Regions from separate parts of the Homo sapiens genome. Here region 2 is linked to region 1. Evidence: chromatin loops called from intact Hi-C (ENCODE). Cell type or tissue: Caco-2. All regions are shown on one strand. Links, peaks and the distances in the headings refer to the core of each region. The heading gives the core; the rest is flanking DNA.

What was found. Peaks named below come from ENCODE experiments on the same cell type or tissue, not always from the same donor. Only the 100,000 strongest peaks of a DNase experiment are listed, where the experiment ranks them.
Region 2: a loop joins it to region 1, with 7 times the contacts of the local background. A loop is called at or near these places in 1 of 110 quality-filtered maps.

Annotation. Positions count from the first base shown.
Region 1 is chr3:165,127,409-165,139,166 of GRCh38, reverse strand. No RefSeq gene overlaps it. Among named protein-coding and RNA genes, the nearest start is that of LINC02023, 25 kb to the left of the region's middle. In Caco-2, for the core only: no CTCF peak of the experiment used is centred there; no DNase peak of the experiment used is centred there.
Region 2 is chr3:165,073,906-165,081,905 of GRCh38, reverse strand. It overlaps SI (sucrase-isomaltase), which reads left to right and starts at 3,410. Exons shown (of 48, transcript NM_001041.4): 1 at 3,410-3,473; 2 at 5,894-6,011; 3 at 7,239-7,375. The coding sequence starts at 5,894. LOC105374192 (a long non-coding RNA gene) reads right to left here. Exons shown (of 5, transcript XR_924668.2): 4 at 4,304-4,370; 5 at 1-234. In Caco-2, for the core only: no CTCF peak of the experiment used is centred there; no DNase peak of the experiment used is centred there; H3K4me3 peaks cover 804 bases.

The DNA.
Region 1 (11,758 bases), core at 2,149-10,148:
AGCCAATTCGATCAAGTAGAAGAAAGGGTATCAGTCATTGAAGATCAAATGAATGAAATGAAGCAAGAAGAGAAGTTTAGAGAAAAAAGAGTGAAAAGAAATGAACAAAGCCTCCAAGAAATATGGGACTATGTGAAAAGACCAAATCTACGTCTGATTGGTGTACCTGAAAGTGATGGTGAGAATGGAACCAAGTTGGAAAACACTCTTCAGGATATTATCCAGGAGAACCTCCCCAACCTAGCAAGGCAGGCCAACATTCAAATTCAGGAAATACAGAGAATGCCACAAAGATACTCCTCGAGAAGAGCTACTCCAAGACACATAATTGTCAGATTCACCAAAGTTGAAATGAAGGAAAAAATGTTAAGGGCAGCCACAGATAAAGGTCGGGTTACCCACAAAGGGAAACCCATCAGACTAACAGCTGATCTCTCAGCAGAAACTCTACAAGCCAGAAGAAAGTGGGGGCCAATATTCAACAAGCTTAAAGAAAAGACTTTTCAACCCAGAATTTCATATCCAGCCAAACTAAGCTTCATAAGTGAAGGAGAAATAAAATCCTTTACAGATGAGTAAATGCTGAGAGATTTTGTCACCACCAGGCCTGCCGTACAAGAGCTCCTGAAGGAAGCACTAAATATGGAAAGGAACAACTGGTACCAGCCACTGCAAAAACATGCCAAATTGTAAAGACCATCAATGCTAGGAAGAAACTGCATCAGCTAATGAGCAAAATAACCAGCTAACATCACAATGACAGGATCAAATTCACACATAACAATATTAACCTTAAATGTAAGTGGGATAAATGCTCCAATTAAAAGACACAGACTGGAAAATTGGATAAAGAGTCAAGACCCATCAGTGTGCTGTATTCAGGAGACCCATTTCACATGCAGAGACACACATAGGCTCAAAATAAAGGGATGGAGGAAGATCTTCCAAGCAAATGGAAAACAAAAAAACCAGGGGTTGCAATCATAGTCTGTGATAAAACAGACTTTAATCCAAAAACTATCAAAAGAGACAAGGCTATTACATAATGGTAAAGGGATCAATTCAACAAGAAGAGCTAACTATAGTAAATATATATACACCCAATACAGGAGCACCCAGATTTATAAAGCAAGTCCTTAGACACCTACAAAGAGAATTAGACTCACACACAATAATAATGGGAGACTTTAACACCCCACTGTCAACATTAGACAGATCAATGAGACAGAAAGTTAACAAGGATATCCAGGAATTGAACTCAGCTCTGCACCAAGCAGACCTAATAGACATCTACAGAACTCTGCACCCCAAATCAACAGAATATACATTCTTCTTGGCACTACATTACTTCAATTCCAAAACTGACCACATAGTTGGAAGTAAACCACTCCTAAGCAAATGTAAAAGAACAGAAATTATAAAAACCTGTCTCTCACACCACAGTGCAATCAAACTAGAACACAGGATTAAGAAACTCCCTCAAAACTGCTCAACTACATGGAAACTGAAAAACCTGTTCCTGAATGACTACTGGGTACATAATGAAATGAAGGCAGTAATAAAGATGTTCTTTGAAACTAAACAAAGACACAACATACAAGAATCTTTTGGAAACATTTAAAGCAATGTATAGAGGGAAATTTATAGCACTAAATGCCCACAAGAGAAAGCAAGAAAGATCTAAAATTGACACCCTAAGACACAATTAAAAGAACTAGAGAAGCAACAGCAAACACATTCAAAAGCTAGCAGAAGGCAAGAAATAACTAAGAGCAGAGTAGAACTGAAGGAGATAGAGACACACAAAAAACTTCAAAAAATCAATGAATCCAGAAGCTGGTTTGTTGAAAAGATCAACAAAATTGATAGACTGCTAGCAAGACTAATAAAGAAGAAAAGAGAGAAGAATCAAATAGACACAATAAAAAAAATGATAAAGGGGATATCACCACTGATCCCACAGAAACACAAACTACCAGCAGAGAATAATATAAACACCTCTACACAAATAAACTAGAAAATCTAGAAGAAATGGATAAATTCCTGGACACATACAACCTCCCAAGGCTAAACCAGGAAGAAGTTGAATCTCTAGACCAATAACAGACTCTGAAATTCAGGCAATAATTAGTAGCCTACCAACAAAAAGAAGTCCAGAACCAGATAGATTCACAGCCAAATTCTACTAGAAGTACAAAGAGGAACTGGTACCATTCCTTCTGAAACTATTCCAATCAATAGGAAAGAGGGAATCCTCCCTAACTCATTTTATGAGGCCAGCATCATCCTGATACCAAAGCCTGACAGAGACACAACAAAAAAAGAGAATTTTAGACGAATATCCCTGATGAACATCGATGCAAAAATCCTCAATGAAATACTGGCAAACCAAATCCAGCAGCACATCAAAAAGCTTATCCACCATGATCAAGTCGGCTTCATCCCTGAGATGCAAGGCTGGTTCAACATATGAAAATCAATAAACGTAATCCATCATGTAAACAGAACCAACGACGAGAACTACATGATTATCTCAATAGATGCAGAAAAGGCCTTTGACAAAATTCAACAGCCCTTCGCGCTAAAAACACTCAAAAAATTAGTTATTGATGGGACGTATCTCAAAATAATAAGAGCGATTTATGACAAATCCACAGCCAAATGGGATTTGGGCAAAAATTGGAAGCAATCCCTTTGAAAACTGGCACAAGACAGGGATGCCCTTTCTCACCACTCCTACTCATCATAGTGTTGGAAGTTTTGGCCCGGTCAACCAGCAGGAGAAAGAAGTAAAGGGCATTCAATTAGGAAAAGAGGAAGTCAAATTGTCCCTTTTTGCAGATGACATGATTGTATATTTAGAAAACCCCATCGTCTCAGCCCAAAATCTCCTTAAGCTGATAAGCAACTTCAGCAAAGCCTCAGGATACAAAATCAATGTGCAAAAATCACAAGCATTCCTACACACCAATAATAGACAAACAGAGAGCCAAATCATGAGTGAACTCCCATTCACAATTGCTTCAAAGAGAATAATCCAACTTACAAGGGATGTGAAGGACCTCTTCAAGGAGAACTACAAATCACTGCTCCATGAAATAAAAAAGGACACTAACAAATGGAAGAACATTCCATGCTCATGTATAGGAAGAATCAATACCATGAAAATGGGCATACTGCCCAAGGTAATTTATAGATTCAATGCCATCCCCATCAAGCTACCAATGACTTTCTTCACAGAACTGGAAAAAACTACTTTAAAGTTCATATGAAACCAAAAAAGAGCTCGCATTGCCAAGTCAATCCTAACCCAAAAGAACAAACCTTGGGGGCATCACACTACCTGACTTCAGACTATACTACAAGGCTACAATAACCAAAACAGCAAAACAGTATCTCTGGTACCAAAACAGAGATATAGACCAATGGAACAGAACAGAGCCCTCAGAAATAATACCGGACATCTACACCATCTGATCTTTGACAAACCTGACAGAAACAAGAAATGGGGAAAGGATTCCCTATTTAATAAATGGTCCTGGGAAAACTGGCTAGCCATGTGCAGAAAGCTGAAACTAGATCCCTTCCTTACACCTTATACAAAAATGAATTCAAGGTGGATTAAAGACTTAAATGTAACCATAAAACCCTAGAAGAAAACCTAGGCAATACCATTCAGGACATAGGCATGGGCAAGGCCTTAATCACTAAAACACCAAAAGCAATGACAACAAAAGCCAAAATTCAGAAATGCAATCTAATTAAACTAAAGAGCTTCTGCACAGCAAAAGAGTGAACAGGCAACCTAAAGAATGGGAGAAAATTTTTACAATCTACCCATCTGACAAAGGGCTAATATCCAGAATCTACAAAGAACTTAAACAAATTTACAAGAAAAAGTCAAACAACCCCACCAAAAAGTGGGCGAAGGATATGAACAGACACTTCTCAAAATAAGACATTTATGTAGCCAACAGACCAATGAAAAAATGCTAGCCATCACTGGCCATCAGAGAAATGCAAATCAAAACCACAATGAGATACCATCTCTCACCAGTTAGAATGGCAATCATTAAAAAGTCAGGAAACAACAGGTGCTGGATAGGATGTGGAGAAACAGGAATGCTTTTACTCTGCTGATGAGACTGTAAACTAGTTCAGCCATTGTGGAAGACAGGGTGGTGATTCCTCAAGGATCTAGAATTAGAAATACCATTTGACCCAGCCATCCCATTACTGGGCATATACCCAAAGGATTATACATCATGTTGCTATAAAGACACATGCAGACTCATGTTTACTGCAGCACTATTCACAATAGCAAAGCCTTGGAACCAACCCAAATGTCCATCAATGATAGACTGGATTAAGAAAATGTGGCACATATACACCATGGAATACTATGCAACCATAAAAAAGGATGAGTTCATGTCCTTTGTAGGGGCATGGATGAAGCTGGATACCATCATTCTGAGCAAACTATTGCAAGCACAGAAAACCAAACACTGCATGTTTTCACTCATATGTGGGAATTGGACAATGAGAACACTTGGAAACAGGGTGGGGAACATCACACACTGGGGCCTGTCGTGGGGTGGGAGCATCAGGGAGGGATAGAATTAGGAGATATACTTAATGTAAATGAAGCGTTAATGGGTGCAGTACACCAATATGGCACATGTATACATATGTATCAAACCTGCATGTTGTGCACCTGTACCCTGGAACTTAAAGTATAATACAAAAAATAATAATAATAAAAAATAAATCAAAGACCACATAGAAAGGGACATATGCTCTCTCTCTCTCTCTTTTTTTTTTTTTTTTTTTTTTTTTGAGGCAGAGTCTTGCTCTGTTGCCCAGGCTGGAGTGCAGTGGCACGATCCCAGCTCACTGCAAGCTCCACCTCCCGGGTTCACGCCATTCTCCTGCCTCAGCCTCCCGAGTAGCTGTGATCACAGGCACTCTCCACTGTGCCCTGCTAATTTTTTTTTTTTTGTATTTTTTAGTAGACACCGGGTTTCACCATGTTAGCCAGGATGATCTCGATCTCCTGACGTCGTGATCCTCCTGCCTTGGCCTCCCAAAGTGCTAGGATTACAGTCATGAGCCACTGCGCTCAGCTAGAACATATGCTCTTAACCAAAACTAACATACATGTTGAAATTATTTCTAATCTGTGTTTTGCCATTTACCTTTATTCATTCTGAAGCTTAACTCCTACCCTCCCTCTCAAGAATCAAAGACAAAAATTAAATCCTCATTATTTTAATGTTTAAATTATTTTGCTCAATACTACTCTTTAAAAAGAGAGACAGGAAAGGTGTATTATGAAAATGAGCAATAAGATATTTCAGCTTTTACAGCTGTAAGACAATGAAAGGTTAATAAGAAACTCTAAAGTCAACATAGTGAAAATTCCCCAATGTATTTAAAACTCTTAAGTTATGTAATGACTACAAAGTTCATGTTCAGACAATTTAAGTAAATGTTTGTGTGTATTTGTCCCTTGACAATGCTATCAAGGAAATTCTGTTTGAGAATGTACTCTGTAATGTGAATAGGTTATAAAATCAAATAACAGATCTAGTCTTTTCTGTCTATAACAGAGTGTATGTCTTGAAACAAAAGTTTAATCTTTCTGAGCCTCAGTGTTTTCATTGGCACTGCTAGGGGATAGGCACTAGTATTATCCTCATGTTATAAATTTCAAAACTGAAGCATAGATGAATTAAGCAACTTGTTAGGGATACAAAGCCAAGAAATACTGGAGTAAGAACTTGCTCAAGATTATATGATCAATGAATGTCAAAAGTGAGACTTGTGTACAGAGCTCATTCTGATTTTAGTTCTTTTGCACTAAGCAGCCTACCAAAGTGAATGCCTCATGAAGTTCAGCAGTAGTGAGAAGGAGAAGGCCCTGGAGACAATGACTGTATGTGTGCGTTTGTGTGTGTGGATATAAATACCTATGTATTGTGTGTGTGTTGATATATATACATATTGTGTGTGTGCATGTGTAATAGATTTTCAAATTTAATAACATGTACATGATGCATAATTCAAACATTACAGATGTCTTGTTCTTTCCCAGGAGACAATTAGCATTGTTAGTACCTTCCCAGAGACCATCTATACATTTACAGACACATATTTATATATACACACACACACACATATATACACACATATATATGTTATATGTAATGTATATGTGTAGACCATTTATATATTTACAAACATATGTATCTACACATTTACATACATATATACAGAGATCATTATACATTTACAGACATATATGTATGTATGTTACATATATAACATTAATGATATATGTAACCTAAATGATATATACTATGCACACTATGTTGCTTCTAACTTTTTTCTCTTAGAGGTCATATAAGCTACTACATATCCATCATTTTTCTAATTTATTTTATAATATTCTGTTTTATATATGTGCTATAATGTAACTAGTCACAAAGTAATGAACTTACAAATTCTTTCTAATTTTTGTTGTTATAAACAAAACTGCAGTGAGTAGATAACATTTTAATGTATGCAATTATGTACGTAGAAAGAAGACCTATGGGTGGGATTTCTGGGTCAACAAACATATATATTTTTAAATTTTAATGGATGTGCCATTCACCAACTTGACAGCAATTTCCTACCCAGATGCACATATGAGAAGGGCTGTTTTCCATACACTCTCCACTACAGTTTATCCAATCACTTTATTGCTCAAGAGTGAAACATGATCTGATGGCTTTAATTTTTATATCTCTTATTATTTATGTATCTTAGTCTGTTCACTTTCTAATATTTTTTTCTGGGTAATGTCAGTTCATATAATTTGCCATTTTAAAAATTAGACCATTGGTCTATTTATTATTGATTTGTAGGAGTTTATGTTAATTCTAGAATGTAAACTTTGGCATTTGATAAATATTATCAAAATGCTCTCAACTTATCATTTAAATTTCTCATTGTTTAAGATGTTTTGAACCAAAAAAGACCATTTACATTTCTATGTATTTAATTTGTCAGAATTTTCTCTCTATAGCTTCTGAGCTTTAAACATATTTAGATAAGATTCCTATTCAGTGTTTGCTTTAAAAAAAAGAGAATGAATAAAATAGTTTCTTTAGTTTTCTTCTAGTACTTTTATAGTTTTATTTTTTAATGTTAAAACTTTTAATTCATCTAGGATTTATTTTGGTGATGTAAAATCCAACATTATTTGTTTCTCCAAAACCTCCCAGTTTTTCCAACATTATTTGTTGAATAATATCTTTCTACAGATTTGAAATGCTAATTTTAAGGTCCAGAATTTTTAATAGTATTTATTAAGATATTTAAGGCTTGGTGTGGTGGTTCATGCCTGTAATCCCAGCACTTTGGGAGGCTGAGATGGGTGGATTACCTGAGGTCAGGAGTTAAAGCCCAGCCTGGCAAACATGGCAAAAACTTTTTGCTACTAAAAATACAAAAAAAATTAGCTAGGTGTGGTGGTGGGCACCTGTAATCCCAGCTACTCGAGAGGATGAGGCAGGAGAGTCACTTGAACCTGAGAGGCGGAGGTTGCAGCGGGCCAAGATTGTGCCACTGCACTCCAGCCTGGGTGATAAGAGCAAAACTCCATCTCAAAAAAAAAAAAAACATTTTAAAAAGTCATTTACCCTATTATTCATATTTGACATATATCAAGAAGACATTGTAATACTTCATAATCCTTAACTTAACTTGGAAGCAGTAATGGATTGGTTGGAACATATTTAATTGTTTACATAAGTGTCAATTGAATAGAATTTCTTTGTGAGATTTAGGTAATGATTAGGGATAAAGAGAAAGGGTAAACAATTCTAGACAACAAGAGTGAAAGAACAACTGACCATAAGAAATCTTAAAATATGCCATGGTTATACATCCACTCCTTAGAAATAATCCATATATTTTTAAAAATTATAACTTGTATTTAAGCTTATCTAAATATAGCTTATATTAAAATTTCTAGAGATGGGTGAGAGTCTTAGATATATTTAGGCTATACAAATACCTCTGGATATGCACTCATAATTGTGTTTGATTAATTAAAAAACTGCAAATTCCTTTCCATGTCTCCAGTCTCTATGGTCGAGAAATAAATGAAATATGTCTTACTTGACAAAATCCCTCATCAGAAACTAGTCTCTATTATGACATGTGCTTTCTGCATGTACACTCTCACAGTGAAGATAATGTATCCTTGTAAATAAAAATGACCTCATGAACTCTGGGACTTCAGCCCGGTACTTCAGATAGTTCTAAGGTGCTTGTTAATGCTGACATTGTGCATGATTTTATTATTTAAAATATATGATAGTCTAAACTTCAAAGTTATTAATGCTTTAATGCAAAGAGTATGGTCTTTGGAGATAGAAACCTCTGGCTCTTCAGCTGAATGTGGACATTAAACTTCCTCTTCTCCACCTGCAACTGTAGAATAATTGCTCCATTCATGTGTTTTTTTTTTATTTTTTTGAGGATAAAGTAAAATAATGAGAAAACATTACAGCACAGTGTTTTATATAAAAGTTTAGAAATGTTAACTCACTTTTTTTTTTTCTCCTTCACTGGAAACCATTTTTATTACATAATACTGGGTGTTTTACTTTACTTAAAAATTTTATTATCATAACTCTTCCAACACATTATTATAATTTCAAAGTTTTTATTTCTTGAAATCATTTTCATGGTACTTAATTTCTTATGTATTTTTTTTCTTCAAGAGCAAGATAATTTGAGAGAGGTGGGGTAACATGGCAGAATAGAAGGCTCCACCAGTTGTCACCCCTTCCCACAAGGACACCAATTAACAATAATCTACATGCATTAAGCACCTTCTTAAGAACCAAAAACCAGGCGAGCACTCACAGTACCTGGATTTAACTTTATTTCTCTGAAAGAGGCACTGAAAAGGTAGGAGAAACAATTCCGAATGGCCAACACCACTAATTTCCCATTCCTGGCAGCAGCAGCTTGGTGTGGAGAGCATGGGGAGAGGGAGAGCCAGCAATTATGAAGCATTGAACTCAGTGCAACCCTTTTTATAGCAGAAAGCAAATTAGCCCAATCTCATCTGATGCTTACCCACAGCAGGTACATTTAAACCAGCCCTAGCCAGAGGGGAATTGCTGATCCCAGTGGTGGGAACTTGAGTTTCTGCAAGCCTTGCCATTGGGCTAAAGGGCTTTAGGGCTCAAAAAAACCTTGAAAGGTACTCTAGGCCACAAGGACTGCAACACCTAGGTGAGCCCTATGACTGAACTGGGCCCAGAGACAGTGGACTGACGAAGGATGCGACCTACTGAGACCCCAGCTGGGGTGGCTAAGGGAGTGGTGGTATCATTCCTCCCAACCCCAGGTTACAAAGCTGTAGCTACAGAAGAGACCCCTTCATTCCACTTGAGAAGAGGAGAAAGAGGAGCAGGGAAGACTTTGTCTTGCAGTTTGGAAGCCACCTCAGCTGCAGCATAGGATATTGGTTAGAGTTATGAGGCCGCATTTCTAGGTCCTAGCTTCCAGAAATTTCTAGTCACACCCTTGTCCAGAAGCAATTCTGTTGCCTTGAAGGGAAGGACTCAGTCTTGGAAAGATTCATCACCTGCTATCTGAAGAGCCCTTGGGCCCTAAATAACTAGCAGTGATACCCAGGTACTACGTCAATGGCCTTAGGTGAGACACTGAGACTCGCTGGCCTCAGGTGAGACTCAGCACATTCCCAGCTGTGGTGACTGTAGGGTGAGACTGCTTCCACTTCAGAAAAGTGAAGGGAATAGTAAAGGGGACTTTGTCTTGCAGTTAGGTACCAGCTCAGCCATGGGGGGATAGAGCACCAACTGGGCTCTTGGGGTCCCCAATTCCAGAACTTGGCTCTTTCTTGGCATTTCTGGATCTGTCTTGGGCCAGAAGGGAGCCAGCTTCCCTGAAGAGTGAGTCCCAGGCCAGACAGCATTCACAACAGCTGACTTAAGAGCCCTTGGGCTTTAAGGAAACATTGGTGGTGGTGGTGGTGGTGGCTACCAGGTAAGGCTTCTCTGTCTTTGGAAATGGGAGAGAATAGTGGGAAGGACTGTGTCTTGTGGTTTGAGTGCCAACTCGGCCACAGTACAATAGAATACCAGGTGAAACTTCTGAAGTTTTTTACTACCTCTGCTCAGAGCCTGGGGGAACTCACTGCCCTTAAGGGAATGACATAGGCCTGGTTGCCCTTGTCACCTGCTGATTTTAGAGCCCTGTGGCTTTGAGTGAACATAAGTGGTAGCCAGGGAGAGATAGCAGGCTTTTGGCCAGACCAAGTGCCAAATTGGCTTCAGTTCTGATCCAGCACAGTCCTAGGGGTGGTGGCCATAGGGGTTTTTGTGTCATTTCACCCCCAGCTCCCGGTGGCTCAGAGACCATAGAGAGACTGTTTGTTTGGGAGAAAGTAAATAAAGAGTACAAAAGTCTCTTCCCAGTAATCCAGAGCATTCTGGATCTTGTCCAAGACCATCAAGTCAGTACCTCTAAGAGTCTGCAAGAACCACAGTGCTACCAGATTTGGGGTCATCCCCTAGAGAAGATACAGCTTAGATTACAATACCTAAGTCCTCTCAAATATCTGCAAATTTTTTCCCAAGAAGCCCAGACTGAGAAGACGACATTAAATATGTAACTCTTTAATGCCCATACAAGGGTAAGATAACTTTACAAAATGATGTAGAATGTCAAAATACTTTAAGTAACTGATTTTCAATCACTATGCAAATTTTCAAAATAAAAAATCAACAAAAGATAGAGTCATATAACATTTACATTTTCAGTGGTTAAATAACTTTTTTGAATCTGCCCATTTTCCTTTCTGTTTTGAATACTATTATTCCTGCATGTCTATGTTATATGACTCTTGGTCATTTGCCTTTGTGGGTTTCTCTTCTTTTGGCTGTTCCTCTTAAAGTTATTTTGCTATTAGTGGTATTCGAAAAGATATAGGCTCATGACGTCTCAAAAACAATTAACTTGGGCTTGCTGCCATTAATTTGAGTGTTGATGTTGTTATAATAATAGAACGGACATGGTCCAGATCAATAGCATGTCTTAATACTTTTTCTCTCCATTTTATACCTCGAAGTGATCGAAAATACTAAAAAGATTTTAATCTGACTTAAATGCAAATTATTATTTCTTGCTTAATGCAGAAAATATTTAAATATTATTTATCGCTGAAAAACACATGTAGAATGAGATATAATTTAAATTTACATCTCCCCACATTCAGCTTTTTTGTAGCTTTTTGTTTTCCCTTATGTCCTGAGGCTAACCTTGAAACCAAGAAAATGACAGTTTAAAGAAATGAATATACTATTTATTTGCATAATGGGTTTTCATCCTTGATATTTGAGGTTAGAATTTAGGGACAAGAGGTAGTTTTGTATGATTGAAATTTTCCTATTATATAGTCCCCATCAATAAATCTGATTTGCTGATCTCTGTTCTTGCCATAATCTGCATGCTCAATCTTTCTTTCTATTATTATCCTAGTCACATCTGATCCACATCTGTGGTCTTCCTAATCCATAAAGTGTTCAAGCAATAGTAATCATCTTATTCAATATCTATTCCTGTCTGCATTCCTCAGTCATCCTAACTGCAAAACTTGACATAATGATTAGCAGGCATCAGTGGGCATATTATCAGTATAGTGATAGAATAGAGAGAAAGGAAAGAGGTTAGT
Region 2 (8,000 bases), core at 1-8,000, 55 kb after region 1:
GGTGTCTTGCCCCTGAATTTGTTTTCTCCTTCTTCTTCTAAAATCTTTTGTATCCAGTATTTTTTATGACCCAGGCAGGAACCTTGGCTTCCCTTTTTATATTTGTGTTCTATTGCACCTGCTTCTGTCTTCTAGGAGAAAGAACTCAAACAAATTCAACACCTCCCAGAGCCTTCTTCCATTCCTTCTTCTCTTGCCATGTGGCTGTTTTCTTTCTAGTTTTTTCACAGGCCTCTAAAAGAAGCAGAACATTTTTTATTATTTAATATTTTGAAATATCTCTGCATTATCGCTGTGAAAATTCGATTTTTGTCTTTTTGTTGCATCCTGGTGGCAAGTAACATATAAAACTAGTATATTAAATCATGTAACTTTTAACCTAAGGTGCATATTTGAGGTCCATGATTTAACTACTGTAGACGTCCATGATTTAACTACCATATGTTTGAAATTCTGACATGCACATTTCAGAGACAAAGTACATAATACTCCCTAAAGAGAGTAGTTGAACATTAATCTGTTCTAATTACACTAGGTGTCAATCACCAGTTATGATTCACTTTTGGTGTTCACAACTCATCCTGCCTGCTGACTATCCAACTCAATTTGGGGATCATTTTGCTTATGAAGTTTTAAAGTTTTTGGACAACTTTATATTAATAATTGAAATTTTAAGAATTTATATTTGTTTTTAAATAAAATGATATGTTTTAAGTTAAAACACCTTTTTAATTACTGTACATAACTTCCTTATGCTTATAATTGAATACATTTATTTTGTGATTTTTATCTGAATTTACCTTCTAAGCATTTTTTGAACACCTTATTCGATTGATTGAGGTTCATTGTTGGAACCAGAGCTAGGGTGGCAGAAGTAATTGCTTAAAACAAAGGCCAGTTTGTTGACATGACAGGGAGATAACGATACGAAATAGAAGGTACACAAATTCAAAATCACACAAAGTTTTTTTTTTCTGTCTGTTTCTTTAAGACTTTCTTTTTTTAAATTATACTTTAAGTTCTAGTACATGTGCACAATGTGCAGGTTTGTTACATATGGATACATGTGCCATGTTGAAGTGCTGCACCCATTAACTAGTCATTTACATTAGGTATATCTCCCAATGCTATCCCTCCCCCCTTCCTCCACCTCATGACAGGCCCCAGTGTGCGATGTTCCCCTTCCTGTGTCCAAGTGTTCTCATTGTTCAATTTCCACCTATGAGTGAGAACATGCAGTGTTTGGTTTTTTGTCCTTGCGATAGTTGGCTGAGAATGATGGTTTCCAGCTTCATCCATGTCCCTACAAAGGACATGAACTCATCCTTTTTTATGGCTGCATAGTATTCCATGGTGTATATGAGCCACATTTTCTTAATCCAGTCTATCATTGATGGACATTTGGGTTGGTTCCAAGTCTTTGCTATTGTGAATAGTGCCACAATAAACATACATGTGCATGTGTCTTTTTAGCAGCATGAAAATCACACAAAGTTTTTAACTGGAGAGAACAAAAGCTGTTACTTGAAATATTTCTATAAATAAAGGAACATGTAAAGGAGGACTAGTTAAAACTTGACAGAGGCTTATCGTTTCAATTCAAAGATGTGGAAAGCTGGAAAGAATCTTTGCTCTCACTTCTAAAGGAAGAAATAAAAAGACAACTTGTTAACTATTTCTCTTGAATCTATCAGAGAACTAAAATTAAAGGGAAAACAATTGATCTGAAATATAAGATTTATCAATGTTGTTGCATAAATCAGTAGTTTATAACTTTTCATTGCTGAGTAGTTTGCTATTGTATGGATATGCCAGAGTTTACAGACACTTTTGTTGTTTCCAGTTTGGGGAAATTATCAATAAAGCTGTTATACAAATTGGTATACAAAATTTACAATCAGCTTGTCTATATTTACTTCATGGAGTTTTGATTTAGATTATATTTTATGTGTAGATCTAATAGTGGCAAATTGGCAGCTTAATACTGAGTTTTGCAGTCTATGAATATGGCGTATCTCTCAATTTTTAAAATCTTTAACTTTTTCATCAACATTTTTTGGTGCTATTCTAATTGATAATCTAGCTATCTATCAACTTATATCTCTGTCTATATCTATATTGTAGTTTCAGTTTCCAATTCTTCCTTGCTATTAGGTAGGATCATGATTGACCTTTGTATGTTGACCTTATATCCTGTGACCTTGCTTTGCTTGCCTATTGGTTCTAGGAGCTTTGAGTTCATTTAGTGAGATTTTACACATATAAAATAATGTGGCATATGAATAGAGAGTAAATCACTCAAAAGTTTTATTATATTTTTCCTATTTAGATCATTCTGGACTGATTTTAAACTTATTGCTATATAACTGATTTTATATACTGAAATTTCTCCTTTATATAGCTACTGAGTCTTACAACAATCCATGCATACTTTTTTTAAATTTTCTTTTTAGACTCATATTTAGTTTGCTTCAAAAACTAATTGCTCTACTTTATGCAAACACATTATTTTAATATATATTTTGTTGAAAAGATAGTATCCAGATGGTATGCAAGGCTTAGACTCTGACAATTTCAGAGTCAAATTGGGGTCAATAATAATTAAGCAATATTAGCTCATATAATTCTTTTAGTGATTTTATAGGTAGTATTTTGCCCACAATTTCTCAGGTAAGCATAGTACAGCCAGCATTTATATCCAAATTTATTATATCAAATCCATTGCTTTTAAACATTATGCTAGCTTAAACCAGTAGTGTAATTAATTTTATACATTTTACTACATGAAATGAGAAGGTTTACAATATGATTTTTTATAATTCAATGAGTGCTATCTGTGGTAAATAAATAGATAAAAATGTTGATTTTATCTCTAAATTACTGATCTGGGCACCTCTATTTTATGTTTTATACTTAAGGATTTGGTCACTTTTTCAACCTTAAGATCAAAGACAAGATACAGGGAATAATTTTTATTTAATCATTACTTTTTATAAAATATTATCTTCTAATTGTTATATCCTGAAAATTTTTCACAGATTCTGTCTTTCAAATATGTTTCTACTCTCCAGTGAGGATCTAAATTGCACACAATGGACAAAATAGTTATTATAACAAAATCCAAATATAAAATAAATATAATTTTGAAAAGAGAAAAAATAGAAAGAACTACTTTTATGTTCTTAAGATATTAATAGTTCACAGCTTTGAGAAATCAAAGAGTATCTGACAGTACAATTACTAATTAACTTAGATTCCCAGAGAGAAACATTTATGTAAACTACTTTCAGGGTTAAGGCTTTTAACAATTGTATGTTGAGCAGAAGATTATTAAACACTGATAGGCTGGTAAGGGTGCAATAAAACTTTATGAGTAGGTCAATATATACCTAAGCAGCTTTCCTTGATCATTATTTTGGCAGCCTTATCCAAGTCTGGTACAACATAGCAAAGAGAACAGGCTATGAAATAAGGTAAGTCTATGGCTCATATGTTTTTTGTTATTTTTATGTTTTCAACTAATTATATTTTTTCTTAATTTGTGTTAGCAGTATTCCCATCTATCTGCACTAGGCTAAAATAGCAATATCATATATTTTAAGTTGCCATTTGAAATATGTAGTACCTTGTATTAAACAGGAAAAAATATTTCTAATTTTTTTTTAAATACAGGATTTTTTTTGGCCCAACTCTTCATTATAACTTTTGTAAGACTTAGGTGGAATCATAGCAAGTTTTGTTTAATGACTCTATATGAAAGAAAATGAGTACTGATTAAGATTTTGAAAAATAGATGAATAATAAAGTATGCTTAAATATATTTTAAGAAAATCTATATAAAATAGAATGCTACATTTATAAAACATTACTGTTTTCTAGCTGACCTTTTAAAGATCATTCATCAAGTTGTTATACAATAAAGTATTATTCATCTTCATAATAAATATGCAGAGAAAGGGTATCAATATATATTTTCCAAGAAGAGTTGCTTAAAATTACTGTAATCCAAAATTACAGGGATCATATTTTTTTATCACAGTAATTTTAAGCAATTGTTTTAAATTTTGTTTTGATTTTTCTAGACAAAGGAGAGTTTGTTTCATGACAAAAATGCATTTTTTAAGACTTCCCTTATCAAAAAGGAAAGCACAATTCTCATTATTGACTTCTTGGTAGCAAAGTAGGTTATCACTTCAAATGAGATTTACACTTATTTAAAGTTGTACACTAAATGTAACTTTGTCATTTCTCAACATAACATCACGCAACTGGGCTTCATTTTTCGAACAGCTTTGTATGTTACCTGTTGCTCTGTTTACTTTACATTCATTTTCTTTGAAAATTACTGATGCAATAAACAGCTTACATATCTGGAACAGAAAATTGTATACTAAGAATAAATGCTAATCTGCAGATATTCATTTATAAGCTATACTAAAAAATTAAGTTTTTGCTTACTTAATATTATTCTCTGACTACTTTTATAATTTTTGCTAACAAGAATGTAACGATCTAATTGAGGAAATTAACATATACATAAATAATTGCAATGGACATTTAATATGCTATGGTAAATGAAGAAAGGCTAGATTAACTGTGCCTCAGAGTGGTAAGGAACTCACCATGGCATTTGAATTCAGCAAAATTTAGAATTCACCTAGAAGAGTGGATGGGGAGGGATTGAAATTGAACAGCAGGTATGAAGGCAATATGTTATCTAAAAATTATGCTGTGGTGCTGGGGATAAAATGAAGGCATAATTCTAAAAATACTTTGAAGATAAAGTCAGATGGACTTATTGAATGATTGAATGTTGTAAAACATATGGAAGAAGGAAAAAAAGGTGTTTAGGTTGGGACAACTGGGTACATGAGTTGACATAGTTACAGAACAGGGACCATTGTGAGACCAAAAAAAAAAAAAAAAACAAACCGTGATTTTAAACCCAATAATTTATTAAAGCACTTACTGTAGTAATTCTAAGTTCTACTTTGGTATATGTCTTTGAATTAAGATTTATACTAAAATCATAGAATACAGATAATCCATGGAAACTTGAGAACTAAGAAAAATAAGATATATGTGGTCAAAATTAAATTAAACAAATATGCTTTCAGATAATTATTGGAGATGTGTTCTTTCCTGTCTACATTTGGGTATCTTCCATATGCTACCTCAAAAGTATAATGTCTTTTAATAATAAATATGTATTTTTGATATAAGAGTTTTGTATATCTCATTTGCTGCTGTTTGATGAAGGAACTTGGTGAAAATTCAAAAGATTTTTAAACAGAGTAGCAACTCCCAAATATATACTATTCTATCAAATATATGTATTTATGTTCTTTTCGACAATATTGTGGAAAGTAGTGTTGGAATTAGAGAGAGGAGAGTTCAAGAAAAAAACTGAAGTTTTTAACTTTGAACTATAACTTATTCTTTGTTAAGCTTAAAGTTCCTGATCAGTAAAATGTGAATAACTATTTCCTTCATAGAATTGTTGTGAGAATTGAGAAACAGTGCAAGTGGAAGCCTTTGCCTTGCAAAATGCTCTAAATGAGAAGGCAAGACACACCTACTTGAAGATCTTTTTTTCCATCTGTATTTTCATCTTAGTGTACTACTACTACTGTAATGTGCATCAGTAATTCATTCCTTTTACTTTAAATTGCATGTGTTGCTTACATTTTATATCAGTATAAGTTTCAGGTTATTAAGTACATGCTTAATATATTATTAAGTAAGTGCTTAATTTAGGATATTATGTAAGTGCTGTCTTCAACTCTGCATTATACATAGTAAAAAAAAGAATATGTAATTTCATGAGAATTGTTGGTGGTTTATTATAGTTATATATTTTACATTTTAAATATATATTCTTTTCTGTTTTTAGATGGCAAGAAAGAAATTTAGTGGATTGGAAATCTCTCTGATTGTCCTTTTTGTCATAGTTACTATAATAGCTATTGCCTTAATTGTTGTTTTAGCAACTAAGACACCTGCTGTTGATGGTAAGTAGTACATTAAAAGCATGGCTACATTATCGTGAAGTTAGGAGGAAGTTACTCCACAATAGTTATAGGTTTTAAAAAATAATCTGTGTAAGATGAAACACTTATAGAAAAATCCAGGGTAAGTTACACAATTACTTCCACTTTTTCTATTCATTATATTCCATATTTCAATGATGAGCTATTGTAAGTAAGGAATCCATGTGCTTTGACATGAATTGCCTTCCCTAGCTACTTGACAAAGAGCAAAGAGGCAAAGGGATCAAATCGTTAATGTAAGGTGGAATAATCGCCTACTGGTGTGAGCATCATCTCATTAGTGGGAAAACCTGGGTTTTTGCTCCAGCCTTCACACACTTGCAAAGGAAATAAGGATTTTAGCAAATATTCTTTGTTCTGGTTAGATTTTATTTTAAGGAGAGAGAGAGGTTGTATGAGAAAGGCAGGTAGAGGAAAGTTGAAAAAAGACTTGGATAGTTTAATTATCTGTTTCTGAATATTTTAATTCTAATTTAGAGTTGGTACATACGGAATGCTGAATCTCTTTCTTCATTATTCTCTCTTGAGCAAATCAGTATTGTAAAGGATGTTACACATTATCTTCTAGACTACAGTTAGCATTTCCTATTCCTGTTAATCTTTTGTTTTACCTACTTCCAGAAACTGAGAGCTTACTGTATTATGAAGCAATATATTTTAATGATATCTCATTGCTGGAATGTTATTTATATGGCGTTGGTATCTACCATTCTTCGCTATTCCAGCTTTCTCTACTTTACCTATCAAATTATTCCCTTGCAAGGGATAATTTGAATAACTTTCACCTACTTTCCTCTTCTCTAATTTCTTCTCACCTTCTCTATATGTTTTTCATAACTCATATTGCTCCATCTTTTCTTCAGCTATAAAATACAAGTTGTAAATACAGTATGAATGTATATTTTGTTACCTTCTGAATCTACACCAAGTCCTTTTGTAAATATATTTTGTATTTCTTCAGAAACAGTCAATAGGATTCTACACTGTCAATTTTAAAAGTATGATTGGATCTTTTCCTTTTGATGACTAGTGCTTGAAATTGTGGGTCTTTTTAAATGCAAAATTTATTTTAAAATTTTCATTTTATATGAATTCATGTATTCTTTCAAAAAGTACTTATTACTTGATAATTCTGAGAAAATTAATTTAATGTCATGTTTTATTTTATTGAGTTTTTTCCTCCCCCAGAAATTAGTGATTCTACTTCAACTCCAGCTACTACTCGTGTGACTACAAATCCTTCTGATTCAGGAAAATGTCCAAATGTGTTAAATGATCCTGTCAATGTGAGAATAAACTGCATTCCAGAACAATTCCCAACAGAGGTCTGCAGCAAAAGTCTTTAATATTTTTAATGAATATATACATTATTATATTAAGATAATTGCTGAATATTGGATCGATCTTATTTAATAAAGATCTAGACATAAATTAGGCTGAATTTATCATTTTATTATAGCTTCCTATTAAAAATGATAGATAATAGAAGTTACTGACCTTGCTTTCCTTTATCTCTGCTCAATTTAAATTAACAAGTTAATATTCATCCATATTTAACAAGTTATAGTTAATTTTACAAATCTTCATGAAATTCTGTCATCTCAAATCTACTTCTTTAAGAAAGTATACCTTTGATAATATAGAACATTTAGGAGGGAGTATATATGTTCCAGTAGAGTATTTGTAATGATAGCATTAAGAAGTATCTGTGGAAAACAAAATACTCATTTTATGAAAATTATTAATTGTTTTTAATTTAGCAATTAGAAGTGAAGAAGAGAAAATGGAGAAAATTAGGTGTAACCAATTGGATTCATGTAACCCAAGTTCACTCTTCCTTTTTTTCCCCACAAACCTGTGTGGGAATAAAAGTCATTGTGTGTGGGTGTATATGTACAGTCCTTCATGGGTATCCTCGGGGAATTGGTTTCAGGACTTCTGAGGATACCA